Linked DNA regions of Mus musculus: region 1 is linked to region 2. Evidence: chromatin loops called from intact Hi-C (ENCODE). Cell type or tissue: heart. All regions are shown on one strand. Links, peaks and the distances in the headings refer to the core of each region. The heading gives the core; the rest is flanking DNA. Region 1 has its middle 55 kb from the start of Zfp326. Region 2 holds the start of Gm25672 (a small nuclear RNA gene).

Region 1 (8,340 bases), core at 174-8,173, 140 kb before region 2:
ACTGATAGAGACTCTTATCATCCTGTTTGCATGTAAAACAGCTAATGTTCAAAGCTTAACATTTTCTGGGTTTCTACAACGGTTAGAAGTAGCATAAATTGGACATGTGGTTTTATTCTTGCCTTCAGTAGGTACCCTTTCCTTTTCCTACTGGATATTTCCTATTCCTACTGAATAGGCCTTGCCAGGGTTCACGCTTCTGTGACAGCTCAGGCCTGGCACTTCACACAGTCCAATCCAAGTGCATGGTTCAGCTTTCGTTCTTGTTTTTCAACTGTGTGCATGTATGTGAGTGCGTGCAGGGTGTGTGCATATGTGAGTGTGCATGTGTGGATGTGTGAGTTAGTGTGAGTTATGTGAGTGTACATGACTGTATGTGTGTATGTGCAGGGTATGTGTGGTTGTGTGCATGAATGAATGTATGTGTGCATATATGCAAATATACACATGTATATGTGAAAGGACATGTGTATGCATGTGTGTGTGTGTGAGTGAATGTGTATGTGAGTCATGTGTGTATGTGTGTGTGAGAGTGACTATGTGTGACTGTGTGTGTATGTGTACAGGTTTACTTTGCTGTCTTGGTTTCAGAAGATTCAGTTCATCACGGCAGAGACAACAATGACTTGCATCGTGGTGGCTGAGGAGCACAGTGGGGTGACAGAAAAGGTACCCCAAGGACATGCCACATGCACTCTGTGGCTTTACCCACTAGACCTCCCTGAGGTTTTCAGCATCTTCCACAACATTGCCACCACCTGGGTGTTAGCCCCTAACAATGAGCCTTTTGGGGGGGTGCTCATTGTAACCAAACCCAAACACGCACTTTGCCTGGTTAGTCTGCCAGAACATGTTTGTGTTTCTCCTGGCAAACTCATCTGGCAAGTGTTGATGGAGCAAAGACCTTTTCCTGTCAGTGTGTTCCTGCTCTCCTTTCCCTTGGGTGCAGAGTCAAGATGGTGTTGCAGCTTGAATCGGACAGTCGTCAGGAGGAAGGGAGCTTCCAGGCCTACGGTGCTGGGCCATCTCAGAGGAGCGAAGCAAATTACTAAAGAAGGCTCTCCAGAGCCCAGCGTAAAAGCTCAGGTTTGGATTCTTGTTTAGGGTTCTTCTAGCTGTCATTCGGACCTTTACATGTGTGATGACTGAGACCTCCCAGGGTTTATTCATAACTCATCTGAATCTCACAACAGCACCAGGAGGGTGTATCTCAATTGTGGATAGTTGCTCTAGAATGAAGGCAGCACCGACCAGCGGCAAAAAGAAAAGAAAAACCTGCTGGACTCTGTGGGGAGCTTAAGTAGGTAAAGTACTGAAATCAAACGGTGCGGTTAGATCTCAAAACTAGGGCGGTGGTGGCGCTGAGTTCGAGGCCAGCCTGGTCTACAGAGTGAGTTCCAAGACAGCCAGGGCTATACAGAGAAACCCTGTCTCGAAAAACAAACAAACAAACAAACAAACAAACAAACAACTAGGAATTCTGATAGGAGATGCTGTGCACACATGGTTCTCAATTTTCTCATCTACATCTCTTGGACACTTGAGAATCGACCCCATAGCTCCTTTGAATACCGAGACTATTGTCTTGGCTATAGTGCTTAATCCTGAACTGCTTTGGAGGGAAGCCACTCCGCACCTCAGGGGTGTGTCTGAACATGCCTGCCTGTTCCCTCTTAGAAGATTATATTTTATAACCAAGCGGAAGCATTCCCGAAGTGCCCCAAGCCTGCTTGCACTCAACATGGAAGCTGTGAGAGATTCCTGAACAAGGTTCCTGTGAGCTGAGTGGTGGAGCACCTGCTTAGAATGCACCGTGTGTCCTCTGGGCTGTGGGGCAAGGAGGAAGAATACTGAGTCTAAGGAAAGGCTAGAAAGATTGTGGCAAATCCCAGAGAAAGGGCTGTTGATGAGCCCCTGAGGGGAAGCAGTGGTGGCCAGAGCAAGAGAGGTCTGTGTACAGTTCACAGAGCAGCGGACAAACCTTATTAATTCTGCAACTGTCCTTTTGCACCTCACTGCCCTGAGCAGCATTTGACTGGTACTGTCTGACATCAAAGAATGGTTGTAGCAGAGTCCTAATTGGTGGGACCAGGGAAGTGACCTCAGGTTGTGCCTGAGACAGGGAGAGTGACCTCAGATTGTACCTGAGACAGGGGAGTGACCTCAGGTTGCACCTGAGACAGGGGAGTGACCTCAGGTTGTACCTGAGACAGGGGAGTGACCATAGGTTGTACCTGAGACAGGGGAGTGACCTCAGGTTGTACCTGAGACAGGGGAGTGACCATAGGTTGTACCTGAGACAGGGGAGTGACCTCAGATTGTACCTGAGACAGGGGAGTGACCTCAGGTTGTACCTGAGACAGGGGAGTGACCATAGGTTGTACCTGGGACAGGGGAGTGACCATAGGTTGTACCTGAGACAGGGGAGTGACCTCAGGTTGTACCTGAGACAGGGGAGTGACCATAGGTTGTACCTGAGACAGGGGAGTGACCTCAGGTTGTACCTGAGACAGGGGAGTGACCATAGGTTGTACCTGAGACAGGGGAGTGACCTCAGATTGTACCTGAGACAGGGGAGTGACCTCAGGTTGTACCTGAGACAGGGGAGTGACCATAGGTTGTACCTGAGACAGGGGAGTGACCTCAGGTTGTACCTGAGACAGGGGAGTGATCTCAGGTTGTACCTGAGACAGGGGAGTGACCTCAGGTTGTACCTGAGACAGGGGAGTGACCTCAGGTTGCACCTGAGACAGGGGAGTGACCATAGGTTGTACCTGAGACAGGGGAGTGACTTCAGGTTGTACCTGAGACAGGGGAGTGACTTCAGGTTGTACCTGAGACAGGGGAGTGATCTCAGGTTGTACCTGAAACAGGGGAGTGATCTCAGGTTGTACCTGAGACAGGGGAGTGACCATAGGTTGTAACTGAGACAGGGGAGTGACCTCAGGTTGTACCTGAGACAGGAGAGTGATCTCAGGTTGTACCTGAGACAGGGGAGGAACCATAGGTTGTACCTGAGACAGGGGAGTGACCTCAGGTTGTACCTGAGACGGGAGTGACCGCAGGTTGTATCTGAGACAGGGGAAGTGACCTCAGATTGTACTTATGATCCCAGGAAGTGACCATAGGTTGTACCTGAGACAGCTGGGGAGGAGGCAGGAGCAGATAAACACCAGATGTCTTCATACCACCCCACACCACAATAGCTTCTGATACTAAAGGGTGTGGGTTGTACTGAGGCGACCTTACCTGATGCACGAAACGCCAGTGGGAAGTGGTCAGCTCTGGACTGTAATGCTAAACACTGTCCACTAGGTGGCAGCTTCCCCACTTAAGGTCCCTAAACTAAGGGGAAGAAATGAGGGTCTAGGCTTTTGTTTCTCTCTCCATGGAACAGAGCATTCTCCAGGGGCAGATTTCCTATGGGAAGAAAACACTAGAGAACAGAAAGATTACTCTTCCATAAAGTCAACAGTGTACACCAGAGGGAACGGAATGATACAATGAAGAGATAAGTGCACACCCAAAGGGCCCTGGAGTGTGTTGGAGCCACAAGTGGTGCAGAAAAGCTAAGTAGAACTTGCTGCAAACACAGAAAATTAAAAATGTAAAATTAAGAATTTAATAATTGAGTACCAGACTGAGATAATCGGTGAAATTTAAGTCTAGACAAGAAATTCTTGTGTGGCTTGAGAGGCGCCTCAGCAGTTTATAGTGTACTGTTACTGCAGAGGACCAAGTTTGAATCCCAGCACCGACACCTGGAAGCTCACAGCCCCATGTAACACCAGCTCCAGGAGACCTAACGCCTCTAGCTTTGCTGGGCACCTGCACTTGGGTGTACACAATAAACACATATGCACAATTGAGGCTGGAGAGGATGAGTCTGGCTAGGAGCATGTACTGCTCTTATAGGAGACCCAGTTCAGTCCCAGTGCCCACATGGCAGCTCACAACTGCATGTAACTCTGGTTCTAAGGGATCTGGCATCCTCCTCTAGACTCCAGGGGCACCAGCATTTTCAGGTACACACACACACACACACACACACACACACACACACACACATATGAATAATTTAAAATAAATCTTTTTTGTTACTTTTAAATTTTTTTTTTGGTTTTTCGAGACAGGGTTTCTCTGTATAGCCCTGGCTGTCCTGGAACTCACTTTGTAGACCAGGCTGGCCTCAAACTCAGAAATTCGCCTGCCTCTGCCTCCCGAGTGCTGGGATTAAAGGCGTGCGCCACCACACCCGGCAAAAATAAATCTTTAAACAGAAGATAGAATGAAGAGAATAGATATTATGTTAAAAATAGCAATGAAGCCAGGTGGTGGTGGCACACACCTTTAATCCCAGCACTCAGGAGGCAGAGGCAGGCAGATTTCTGAGTTCGAGGCCAGCCTGGTCTACAAAGTGAGTTCCAGGACAGCCAGGACTATACAGAGAAACCCTGTCTCGAAAAACCAAAAAACCAAACCAAAACAAAAAAATAGCAATGAGGGCCAGGCATGGCGGTGTATGCCTTAAATCCCAGCACTGAAGCGGCAGACACAGGAAGGTCTCTGAATTTAAGGCCAGCCTAGTCTACATAGCACGTTTCAGTCAGTGAGTGCTACATAGTGAGACCCTGCCTCAAAAAAAAAAACAAACAACAAAAACAACAACAACAAAAACAACAACAACAACAAAAAACCCAAATCAAACCAACAAAGTAACGAGATAGTAATGTATATCTTCTGAGAACTAAGCAAAGCAAATAGATAAATGAAAGCAACAGTCTCAAACTAACACATATGTGTGAATATGTCACCAGGGTACCCGGATCCTCAGCAGAGAGCACAAACCCTTCTTTAGTGAGGACAGACATCACAAGCTTCACGAGAGTCTGGGCGTAAAAGTATCTTTTATTCACCTTATGTAATTATTGTCTTAAAGACTTACTGCTGAATATGCTCACCCTTTCTAGTTCTTTCTAAACTCTGGCTGGGCTGGTTCAACTCAACTGTTCTGGCTCAAACTCCTCTCCAAGCTGACTGATTCAAACTGGTTTCTCTCAGCTTCTCACTGAATTGCTCTGCTTGGCCTCAAATAACTCTGGCAATTTGTCCTAATTTTCTGGTTCTTTCTCATTCTCTGACTTCAGCTGCCCCTGCTGCCCTGCACGGAACTGCATGAACTCATGACTGAACTCAGCTCCACTGCACTGCACTCACTGCATGCATGAACTCACTGTGCTGCATGCACTGACTGTACTGCCTGCACTGCATGCACTGACTGCACTGCATGCAATCCCTGCACTGCACCCACTGCATGCATGAACTCACTGCACTGACTGCACTGCACTGCACTACACTGACTGCACTCACTATATACACTGCACTCACCACACTGCACCACACTGCACTCACTGCATGTATGAGCTCACTGCACTGTGCTCACTGCACTCACTGCACTGCATACACTCACTATACTGACTGCACTCACTACACTCACTGCACTGACTGCACTCACCACACTGCACTCACTGCACTGACTGTACTGCATGCACTGACTGCACTGCATGCATTCACTGCCCTCACTGCAGTGCGCTGCCTCCACTGCACTCACTGACTGCACTCACTGACTGACTGCACTGCACTCACTACACTGACTCTCAATTCCCTGACCCTCCCTGAGCTGCTCTTAAGCCCCCCTTTCCTGTCTCTCCTTGTGAGAGTCAGGCGCATCCTACCTCTGACTCATTCTGTCAAATCTTTCTCTGATTCATCACTTTGTCTGCTACTCAGTTAGACATCACTTTCAAACATGGTGGCTTCCTTCTTCAAACTAACTTTACCTTCATTGTTTGGGATTAAAGATGTATACTAAGGGTGCATCTGTGCCCCCACCAGAGGGATTAAGGGTGTGTGGCACATCTTCATTCCAGCTGGATCACGAAGACCTAGACCTTTGGATGTGTCCTTTGCCAGAGAAGCCATGTTGTCAGATTAAAATTTATCTACATCTGGGGGTGAAGCATGGCAGAGCATTTGCCTAGCATGTGCAGGGCCCCATGTTTAATGTCACGCCAAACACCAAGACTTAGTAAAGGTCAAACAACACCATGTAGGCTATGTTCTCTGACTACACTGTAATAAAAACACAAAATTGTTTTTTACCTGAAAATCACCAGAAAAGTAGAGCAGAGTAGAACTTGTAAATGACACAGCAGAGGAAGACCCTGGTGGTGTTTCCATGGTGAAAATTAAAACTGAGAGAGAAATTTGTAACTACAGAACATAGATAAGGTCTAATAAGCTAGTAGCTCAACTCATATTTGGAAAGGATGACTTGAGTATGCTAAGAAAAAATAACCACAGGAAAGGAAATTAAAAATAAACTCAGGGGCAAAATTAATAAACGATGTAATTCCTCCTAATAAGCCAATGTAAAGGTCCTTGGAAACTTTTAGTACCTCGAGCAGCAACAACCAGTGCTTGTATCATGTTTCTATGGTTACACTTGTATTATGCTTGTATATTGTTTTAAACTCCTTCCATCCATTAGTATTTTATTCCCATGATAACTCAATAAAGTGTACAGTGGTCTCGGCACTGTACCAAGGATACAGAACAAGAGGCTAACATTTTCAAAGGACAGAAGACAGAGCTCAGAAAAAAACTCATTTTAGATGAGTACCATAAACAAATGTTTATCAAAATGTTGAAAAAGGAAAAGGCTAAGTTTCCAGGAGAGTATAAAATGTCAGATTTATTTCAAGAAGAAATAGAAAACTTGGGCCAGGCAAGGTAGCACACACTTTTAATTCCAGCTTTTGGGAGCTAGAGCTCTGTGAGTTTGAGGCCAGTCTGGTCTGCATAGCGAGTTGCAGGACAGCCAGGGCTACATAACAGAGAGGCCCTGTCTAAAAACAAACAAATGGAAAATGAAAAAAAAAAAAAGACAAGATATAGAAAACGTGACCAATAAGTACTATGATATAATGACAACCACTTAAGAATTAAGGCCCTACACTGAGGCAGATTTACAGGTGACTCTCATTAGGTTTTCAGAGTCAAGAACAACTTCACCTTAAACTGTTCAAAACTAAAAGTAAACTCAATGAGAACTGGCCATTAGCCTAGGAAGTGAGGAGAAATTCACATAAGACAAGATTACTTTGAGACTAACAGCATTGATACAGAATCTGACCCGAGACAGTCCGGCAGAGGATGAGTTACAGATCTGCTCTGCTTATGACTGCGACTAAACACAATGAAGAGAGAACTAAATGAAATAGAACCAAAAGTCCCCTGACATTAAATATAGGACGACACATAGCCAAGTAAACTGCATCTGTGCAAGGCGGCGGGGATGACGTCAGAGTCTGAAAGTGGAGATAGTCTGTTGCATTGAGAGACTAAAGGGTCTTCTAGCTGGGTTGCCTCGTCTGGCCTCAGTGGGAGAGGATGTGCCCAGTTCTACAGAGGCTTGATGTGCCTCGGGAGGGGTCCAGGGGGTACCAAAGGGGGCCTCCACCCTCTCAGAGCAGAAGGGGATGGGGGTGGGGGAAGGGTTGTGGTAGGGGAGCAGTGAATGGGATGTAAACTTAATAAATTTCAAAAAAGGGGGGTGGGAAGAGATAAAGGAGAACAAATTTACTCATAATTTCCATGTGGAAATCACGATGCATCTTATCATATTTATCCCAAGAAACATCTCCGAAAACTGATGATGTAAGGGACACCAGACAAGGAAATTTTATTTTACTCAGTCTTTTTCAAGACAGAGTTTCTCTGTATAGCCCTGGCTGTCCTGGAACTCACTTTGTAGAGCAGGCAGGCTGGCCTCGAACTCAGAAATCCGTCTGCCCCTGCCTCCCAAGTGCTGGGATTAAAGGCCTGCGCCACCACACCCGGCTATTTTACTCAGTCTCAAACAAAGACAATATTCCTTAAAAAACAAACAAACCAGAAATCCATAAGGTAATAGTGATCCAACATTGTCCTGTATTTCTAGTCAGTATTACTACGAGAAAAACAAAGAGAAATGATGAGTAAAGGGTGTGTGTATGTGGGAGGGAGACAGAGTAGCTGTTGTCTACAGATGGAGTAATTGTTAATAAAGAATTCCTAGCAGCGATCGATCCCAGTCTATTAGAGTTCACACAAGTTCCACAATATGAAACACAAGAACCACCCCACAGGCCAATAGCGTCCAGCTAAGAAAGGGTTACAACGATGTTACTCAGAGTAGCAAGGAGATGTAACGATGTAACAGATCTGAGAATTAAGCAATGTGGGAGACAACAAGATCAGAATAAATCAAGGGATAGCGTGATGGATGGACTTGCACAT
Region 2 (8,340 bases), core at 51-8,050:
TTATTTTAAGTATGTGTGTGTTTGTATGTGTGTGTATGAGTGTGTGTACATTTTTATGTATGTGTGTATATATGAGTGTGTATATATATGTGTGTGTGTGAGTTTGTATGTAAAAGTATGTGTCTGTGTGTGTGTGTCTGTGTGTGTGCGTGCATGAAAGTGTCTGCAGTGGTCAGAAGTACCTGGTCCCTCCCAGGGACTGGACCACCAGCCAAAGGATACATGTGGAACGACCCATGGCTCTGGTCACATATGTGGCAGAGGATGGCCTTGTTGGACATCAGTGGGAGGAGAGGCCCTTGGGCCTGAGGGTTTTCGATGCCCCAGTGTAGGGGGATGCCAGGGTGGGAGGATGGGAGTGGATGGGTAAGGGAGTGCCCTCATAGAGGCAGGGGGAGGGGGGATGGGATAGGGGTTTTCAAGACTGGATGAAGAAATGAATGGGTCAGGTCAGACATGATTATGCAGCTAACGACTCTCTGATTTCAGCCTTAGGTCCAGAAAAGTGTGGACTCTGCCAGAAAAGCAAGCAAGGTAATGGTGAACTGGGTAAAGTGTGTACACACCCATGCACGGCAGTGTTTACTACCTCTGGCACACCAAAAGAACTTCATTTCACTGAATGTTCTTTTAGATCGACAGACAGATAACTCAAGTTCTTGCTTGACCGAAGTTGATGTCTCCCTCATGATTCCAAGAGCAAAAGGCTTTTGATGCAATTTGAAAATTAATCTACCCTGTGGCTTGCCCGAAAGGCTGTCACTTCCGAAGCCTACATGCTCTGATTCTACACTACTAATAACTGATAATCAGTATATTGATAATCAGTATAGTTAAACAGATGTTAAAATTTGTCTTACCCCACCTCCACACATTGCAACCCAGAAGCCTCATCCCTTCTGAGGGGTGGCTAGGAGCCAAGAGAAAAATGAACTCAAGAACAGGCTATACTCCCTTGCATCCGAGGCAACTGGCAGCAGGATGGTCAGCCACTGGTAGTCTTACTTCATGGCTCATGACTGAGTGAGTGCGGAATGGGAACGTGGTTTGCAAAACAGCTCAGAGCAGCAAGGCAGCTGAGTAAGACTGAAGTTTTGATTGCTAGTATGGAAGGTGGTATGCATGGTAGTAAGGTGGTGCACTCCTTCCTTGGAAGAACTTCTGAGATGGTAAATTCTGCCAGTTGACCAGTTTCCTTAATTTACATGGATAATAGTTTTAATTTACTTGATGTTGGCATATTCATCCTAGTATATGGAAATAATTGAAACATTGTGTCTAGAAAAAGGATGGGTATATGTTCTGGAATGTGGGTGCTTCTCATAGATTCTAACTGTGAAGGTTCCTTGCTTAGCGCGTGTGACTCTTCAAGCCAGTGGCAAGAGCCCTGTCAACATCCAGTGGTACATTTTGTTTTGGAAGGACTTATTCAGTTGAAGTTCATTTGGACATTGACCATGAAGACAGGACACAATCTGCAGGTCTGTCTCTGTGTACTGGAAGGATTGAGGCAGGCAATCGAGGATGTTTGCTCATTAGTGAGTAGAAAGAGTCCAGTCCTCTATAGTTACCCTGCAGCCTTGGGTCTCTTATTCATGTCTGGGGCTTCTCCACTGAATCAGTAGAAGCGGTGTTACGCTGTGACTGCAGTGTGCAGTGCGCAGTGTGCAGTGTGTTGACTACGTTGGCAAACTCAAGAGTAGCAAAATGGAGCCACGTCCATCAAAGCAGAATGGAGGGAAGAGAGAGTTAACTCTATGAAATCGTTAACCTAAGTGAGTTTCTGTTTATTTCTCCAGCTGTGGGGACAGATGTTTGAAGTTGCTGTGCTACCATCATAGATCTGTCTGTCTTCATTTCCCTCCGCTTTGCCTGAGTATTTGGAAGCTCTTAGATTAGGTACCTGTTTATTTCTATTCTTTTTCTCTTGATAACTCGACCCCGATCAACTCTTGTGAACTTAGAGAAACGATATGCTTGTGGCTAACTTTTAGAAGTCCCCTTTCTGTTGTAACGATACTATCCACAAAAATGCCTGTGAATAGCTTAGAACTTTAAAGGCTGAATGGGATCATATTTGCAAAGTACAGAACCAACAGACATATTGTAGTGTCTACTCAGACCTTTTCATATCTTTGTATGTGGCAGTGATACCCATGATAGCATCAATGGCTTTACTCAGAGGAGGAAAAATGTCTAAATAGCCTGCAGATATGTCTCTAAAAAGTGCCTTTACAGCTTGCTGAAGAGATAAAGTTTCTGGAAAACAAATTAGACCTTAAAGGTGAGTTTCATTCCCTAACCAATTCTATGGGACATATTGCTCTTATCTGATTAGAACATGACAAACCAAGATGTTGTCTACTTACTCTACATGCTTCTAAAAAAAAAAAAAAACCAAACTTTTGATTAAGTTTTTTTTTTTTTTTTTTTTGAAAATTTCATACATCCATACTATACTGGCTAGTTTTGTGTCAACTTGACACAGCTGGAGTTATCACAGAGAAAGGAGCTTCAGTTGAGGAAATGCCTCCACGAGATCCAGCTGGAAGGCATTTTCTCAATTAGTGACCAGAGCAGGAGGTCCCCTTGTGGGTGGGAACATCTCTGGGTTGGTAGTCTTGGTTCTACAAGAGAGCAGGCTGAGCAAGACAGGGGAAGAAAGCCAGTAAAGAACATCCCTCCATGGCCTCTGCATCAGCTCCCGCTTCCTGACCTGCTTGAGTTCCAGTCTTGACTTCCTTGGTGATGAACAGCAATATGGAAGTGTAAGCTGAATAAATCCTTTCCTCCCCGACTGCTTCTTGGTCATGATGTTTGTGCAAGAATAGAAACCCTGACTAAGACACATACCATGCTTCACTCCCACCCCCACCCTTCACATCTCTGTGTCTGCCATCTCATCCTCCTCTCTACAAGCCCCTTACCAGGAATTTGTGTCTGTTGTTTGAGGACCTGAGTTTTAGCAGGGCAGACTGTAGGACCTTGGAAAGAGGCTCACTGTGTCCTCCCTCTCCCTATTGACCTCTGTTGTATTTTGGAGATGCTCACTGTCTCCCATTGTGTGACCATTAACCAGCCCACCAGACTCCAACAGGTAGGTTCTAAACCTGTGGTCATAAAGGTGTGTTTTCTTCTAGAAATTGTACAAAGGTTAAAAAAAAACCAGGTAAAAATAAGAGTTCAAGGGTAGATATATTTCACAACATTGACTAAATTGGTTGATCCTCCCAGTTTCTTGAGATCCTTGAGAAAACCCCCAGAGCAAGTTGTCTGGTCTTCAGCGCCATCCACCAAAACTTAATATTATGGGATGCTTGGGCAGAGAACAGGACAGTGCAGCTTTGCCTTCAGAGAGCTGTTTACTGTGTAGCATCTAGGGTTCTAGCTAGTGGTCAGGATCCTGAGTGCTATGCAGTTAGGGCTAGTATACATTCTTTGGCCTCTTTGTCTGCCACATATATCATTTGACTGGATACTTTACAGTGCTAGGGGATGAGAAGGAAGCCAGGATGAGAAAGAGAGATGCTGAAGTTGCACAAGGACTAGCCCATAAGGCCGGTTTCCTTTCCTTCTTCCTTAGCTCTGGAACCACACAGCACCCCTGGAGGCCATTAGAACCTCAGGACAGGAGTCTGTTTTTTTTTTTTTTTTTTTTTTTTGGCTTTTCGAGACAGGGTTTCTCTGTATAGCCCTGGCTGGCCTGGAACTCACTTTGTAGACCAGGCTGGCCTTGAACTCAGAAATCCTCCTGCCTCTGCCTCCCAAGTGCTGGGATTAAAGGCATGCGCCAGCACACCCGGCAAAAAAAATATGGAACACTTCACGAATTTGTGTGTCATCCTTGCGCAGGGGCCATGCTAATCTTCTCTGTATCATTCCAATTTTAGTATATGTGCTGCCGAAGCGAGCACAGGGCAGCAGTCTTTAGATCTGCCTTAGCTTTGCCTGGGGAACATTTGGAAAAACTGCAAAAGGGAGATGGGAACTTAATCAGCCTCTGTCAGAGCCTCAAGAACTTGTGTTTTCCAGCCTGGTGACATTACAAACTAGGAGGGCAAGGCCCTACAAGACCATGGGGTTCACAAGCTCCCTGTGGGGAGAATGAAGGATAGTTACTCACTGAGCAAGTGTTCACTTAAAGCCGAGTTTGTGCATCACATTGTAGCCAGGGTTCTTTCTCTGTCATACACACACACACACACACACACACACACACACACACACACACACCAGGACTGTCGGGATAGTGAAGAGTCCTTTGGGTTCTGGAAGCAGAACTTAGGTCCTCTTTAATAGCAAGTTCCTGTACCTGTGGAGCTTTGCTCCAGCCAGGTTTCTTCCTATCAAAACACAAGGCTTCCTTCATGAGGTAAAATAACACAAAAGAACCTACCAGGCTTTCTAAATTTTTTAACTTGTCTTTGAGAAATTAGTTTACCGGAACCTACCACTGAGATCTAGTCAAAGGAATCCACCAGCTCTGAGCTAGAGAAAATTCCCACCCCAGAATCAGGAGGTGAGATGTGCCTCTTCTGAGATGAAGACTTCCATGCAAAAGTGGAACCAGAGGCCAAGAACCAAACACAAGGTCAAATGCGAATTAAAAACAATTAAGTGAGCCTGGATACAAATTAATTGAGTTCTTGCCGGATAATCAGGAAGGTCAGGCTGACACTTAGATTCAACATTGAAACAGCAGAAAAGAGAGAGCAATGAATTGGTTACATTGTTATTCAGGAAAGGAGGGATGCTGACGCTGTCAAGTACAAACTCTTGTCGTGCCTTTAAATCTGCTCAGATCTCCAGTTACTCTTCAAAGTTCAGCTTCTGCTGGGTAGGAATTGTACAATTATGTCAGCTTCTCGGGTTTCAGCGGAGACGACATCAGAGGGAAAGGAACCATGTTCAAGAGAAACAGGCCCAGGCTGTTTGCATTTAGGGAGTACAGGAACAACACGCGGATACGGGACATGAATGGAGATGCATCCAGAAAATCATCTTCTCATCTGTCTGTATCTGTGAAACTTGGTCTTTCCTTTCACTTAAATTTTATAGAAATGCTACGGGAGGAGGACGGTAGTTTAAGGTGTGCTGTAAAGGTTCCCACCAACGTACCTACACAAAAAGAGTCCAGCTTCTTTCTGTCAGTCTGGGTCCTGCGTGGCTCCATCTTAACTCAGGTCTCTTTTGTGTATGTATAGGGCAGAATCAGGGCAAATTAGGACAAGGGGTCTTACCCAGAGTGGACTCGAACCAGACAGCTTCTTTCAGACTGTAGTTGGCATGTGACTTGGGTCTCGGAGCCCAGACCCAAGTGCAGGCTGGTACGGTTCAACCACGTGCCCTGCCACAAACAGGACATGGTTTTAACCGACATCTTGCACTTCTGCACTAGTCAAAGTCTAGTCTTGAGTCTCTTCCCAGTCCTAGAGCTTGTTGCCAAGGTGGAAGTCACCAGTAAGCCATAGAGCCAGGGTCTTTCTAAGAGGGACAATATCCATGAGCAGACATGGACGAATACTATTAAAAATAAAGTGGCTGGGCAGAAAGGCAGGAGTTGAGGCTGACTCGACTCAATAAGGTGGGGAAGGCAGAAGGAAGAGGGAGACTTCCTGCCAGGTAGATCCTTATGCAGAGCTAGCTTGGATAGGGTCAGCAATGACTACTGTTAGGGGCCTGGAGGACAAAGGCCATCACTATAGTGACCAAATGCTAGGTCTGGAGCCATCCATGGAGTGGGAGGTATTGGGAATGTACACCCACATGAAAATGTAGATATACAACCTCATCCCCATGCAATTTTCTGGTGAATTCTTATTAATGTCTCACCTAAGAAATTGCTATTCACCTAAATTTAAGAAAACATTTTCTTCCAGAAGCCTTGGAGCCTTAATTTTTGTAGTTGTGTCTATAATAAATACCTCTTAAACTGGTTTTGTATATGGTGTAAGGTAGGAGTTGAATATTTAAAAAATATGAACATCTATGTGTTCCTAGATAATTTATTAAGATGATATTTCCACATAAATTTCTGAGTATGTTCATATAATTAACTGATTTTATATATATATATACACATATATTTAATATGTATATATGTATAATGTACACTACATGTATATATGTATGTATATATATATGTAATACATTTATATATGTGTGTATGTATGTGTATATATAATATGTAACATATGTGTATATATATAATGTATGTAAGACATTTATATGTGTGTGTGTGTGTCTGTGTGTGCAGGTGCAGTTGTGTATTTTCTATTAGGTTAATTTCATCTATTTGTTTTCTCTATACCTCAGTGGCTAGATGATGATGGTGATGATGATAACTCTACAAATCTAGTAGGTTGTTTATTTGAGGGAATGTTTAATTTCTTATCTTGGTATAAACATTTTATGATGAATTTCTACCAAATCCTTGATTGATTTTTATTATCATAACTATATTTATAGATGAATTAGTTTGGAGAGAATTGAAATCTGTATTAGCTGACAGTGCTCCCATATCAAAACAGCCTCAGAAGGAATTCACCCCACATCCTTGGAGCCTGGAAGTCCAAGGTCAAGGTGTTAGCGGTCTTGCTGTCTTCTGAGGCCCCTCTGAGATGGCTTCTGTCTGGCTGTGTCTCCCAGTGTCTCAGTCTGTAGACTCTCTTCCTGTCCTAGGATGTTTTTAAAAAGACACTGGTCACATTACATCGTAGTCTACCCTTATGACTTGCTTTTCTCCATTTTAAGGCCCTATTTTCAGATGCAGTGCAATTCAGAAGCAGTGGACACTAGTTTTGGGAACACAAAACTCAGCCTATAATATCTTAACAACATTAAAACTTTTAGTCTTGAACGTAGTGCATCTTTCCCCCACAACTTTAATTTCTCTCAATATTTGGTAATTTTCAGATGCAGATGTTTCTTACATTGGTAATTCAGTTGTAACGTTTGAATACAATTCTTAGCAGAGCTTTTTAAATCAACTTTCATCTGCTATGTATTTGAATGTTGTCTTTGTAGATGGTTAATGCCTGAACCTCTCCTTGGAGTTTATGCTTTGTATGCGGCTTCTATGACTCTACCTTTGTATTAATGCTGTCTTGACTCACATCTGCTGTCTGGCTTTGACATCTTTGTTTGCTTTCTGCTCCTGCTTGTGCAGTGAGGAACAGCGTTTGTGGGAGCAGACAATCGTCTTGGTCTAGGGAGGAAAATATTCACTTTTCCTTTAAATTGCTGTGTATTTTTCATGGCTGCCTTCTATTAAACTGAAGAACCCTCTTCTGTTACTTCTTTCCTGAGTCTTGATCATGAATGAGGTTGAATTATGTCCAATTATTTCTTTGTACCTCCTGGCGATCACTTGGCTTCTCTTCTTTTTTTCTCCTAATGGGGTGAATTAAGTTGATGGTGTTTTGAATGTTAAGCCAACTTTCATGATAAACCCCTTCATTATGTGGTATTTCCGAAGATTGCTGGCTTCCATTTACTAATATTTTCTTAGAATTATGGTCATTAATTTTCTTTTCTGGTAATAGCAGTCATTTTTTAAGATCATGGTTAATATGAATCTATAAAACAAGCGAAGTATTCTTTCATTTTCTATTTTTTTCTGAGAGATTTGTATTTTTCAAATATTTTCAGAAGTATCTAAGAAAACCACCCAGAGCTGTTTGCTGTGTTAGAGGTGTAGTCTCAGCCATGCAGCCTGTTTGTACTGGCTTCGTCCTCGGTTGTATCTTTCAAGCATGTGCTCATTTTCCATCTAACACCAGATTTAGAGACACGAGACTTTCCCAATATTCCTTTACTATTACTTAAAGATATATTTTAAACATGTTTTGTCTATAAGTATTTGCATACTTGTATGTACATATATCACATATGTGACTGGTGCCCATGGAGGTCAGAAGAAGCTAGAAGATGCTCTGAAACTGAAATTAAAGATGGTTTTGAGCTACCACGTGGGTGCTGGTCATCCAACCAGGTCCTATGCAAGAGCTCCAAGTGCTTTGAATTGCTGACATTTTTTTTCTCACCATTTTAACATCTTTTAAGTCTGTAAGACTATAATGATTTGTAATCCTAAAGAGCAGGGTAATGTAAGGAGTTCTCCTGCACCCCCTTACCACCTTCCTCTGGGGTTGTCCCTAAGAGCAATACCAAGTGCAGGCTGTATGTGTAACTAAACAAATGAACGGGCTATACAGTGTGACGCACAGGCAGAAACAATAAAGGCCACAGTATTAGGAGCATAGGATGAAATCCAAGTAACGGACACAGGACTCATGAGAGAGGATGGAAAGCTAATGGCTTCATGATTTTAAATCTCCT

Evidence for each region. Hi-C counts contacts between places; a loop is a spot of excess contacts. Peaks named below come from ENCODE experiments on the same cell type or tissue, not always from the same donor. Only the 100,000 strongest peaks of a DNase experiment are listed, where the experiment ranks them.
Region 1: a loop joins it to region 2, with 2.6 times the contacts of the local background. A loop is called at or near these places in 3 of 42 quality-filtered maps.

Annotation. Positions count from the first base shown.
Region 1 is chr5:105,927,194-105,935,533 of GRCm38, forward strand. No RefSeq gene overlaps it. Among named protein-coding and RNA genes, the nearest start is that of Zfp326, 55 kb to the left of the region's middle. In heart, for the core only: a CTCF peak has its summit at 3,310 (motif pointing right); no DNase peak of the experiment used is centred there.
Region 2 is chr5:106,068,520-106,076,859 of GRCm38, forward strand. Gm25672 (a small nuclear RNA gene) reads right to left here and starts at 3,914; the gene lies at 3,808-3,914. In heart, for the core only: a CTCF peak has its summit at 3,585; no DNase peak of the experiment used is centred there.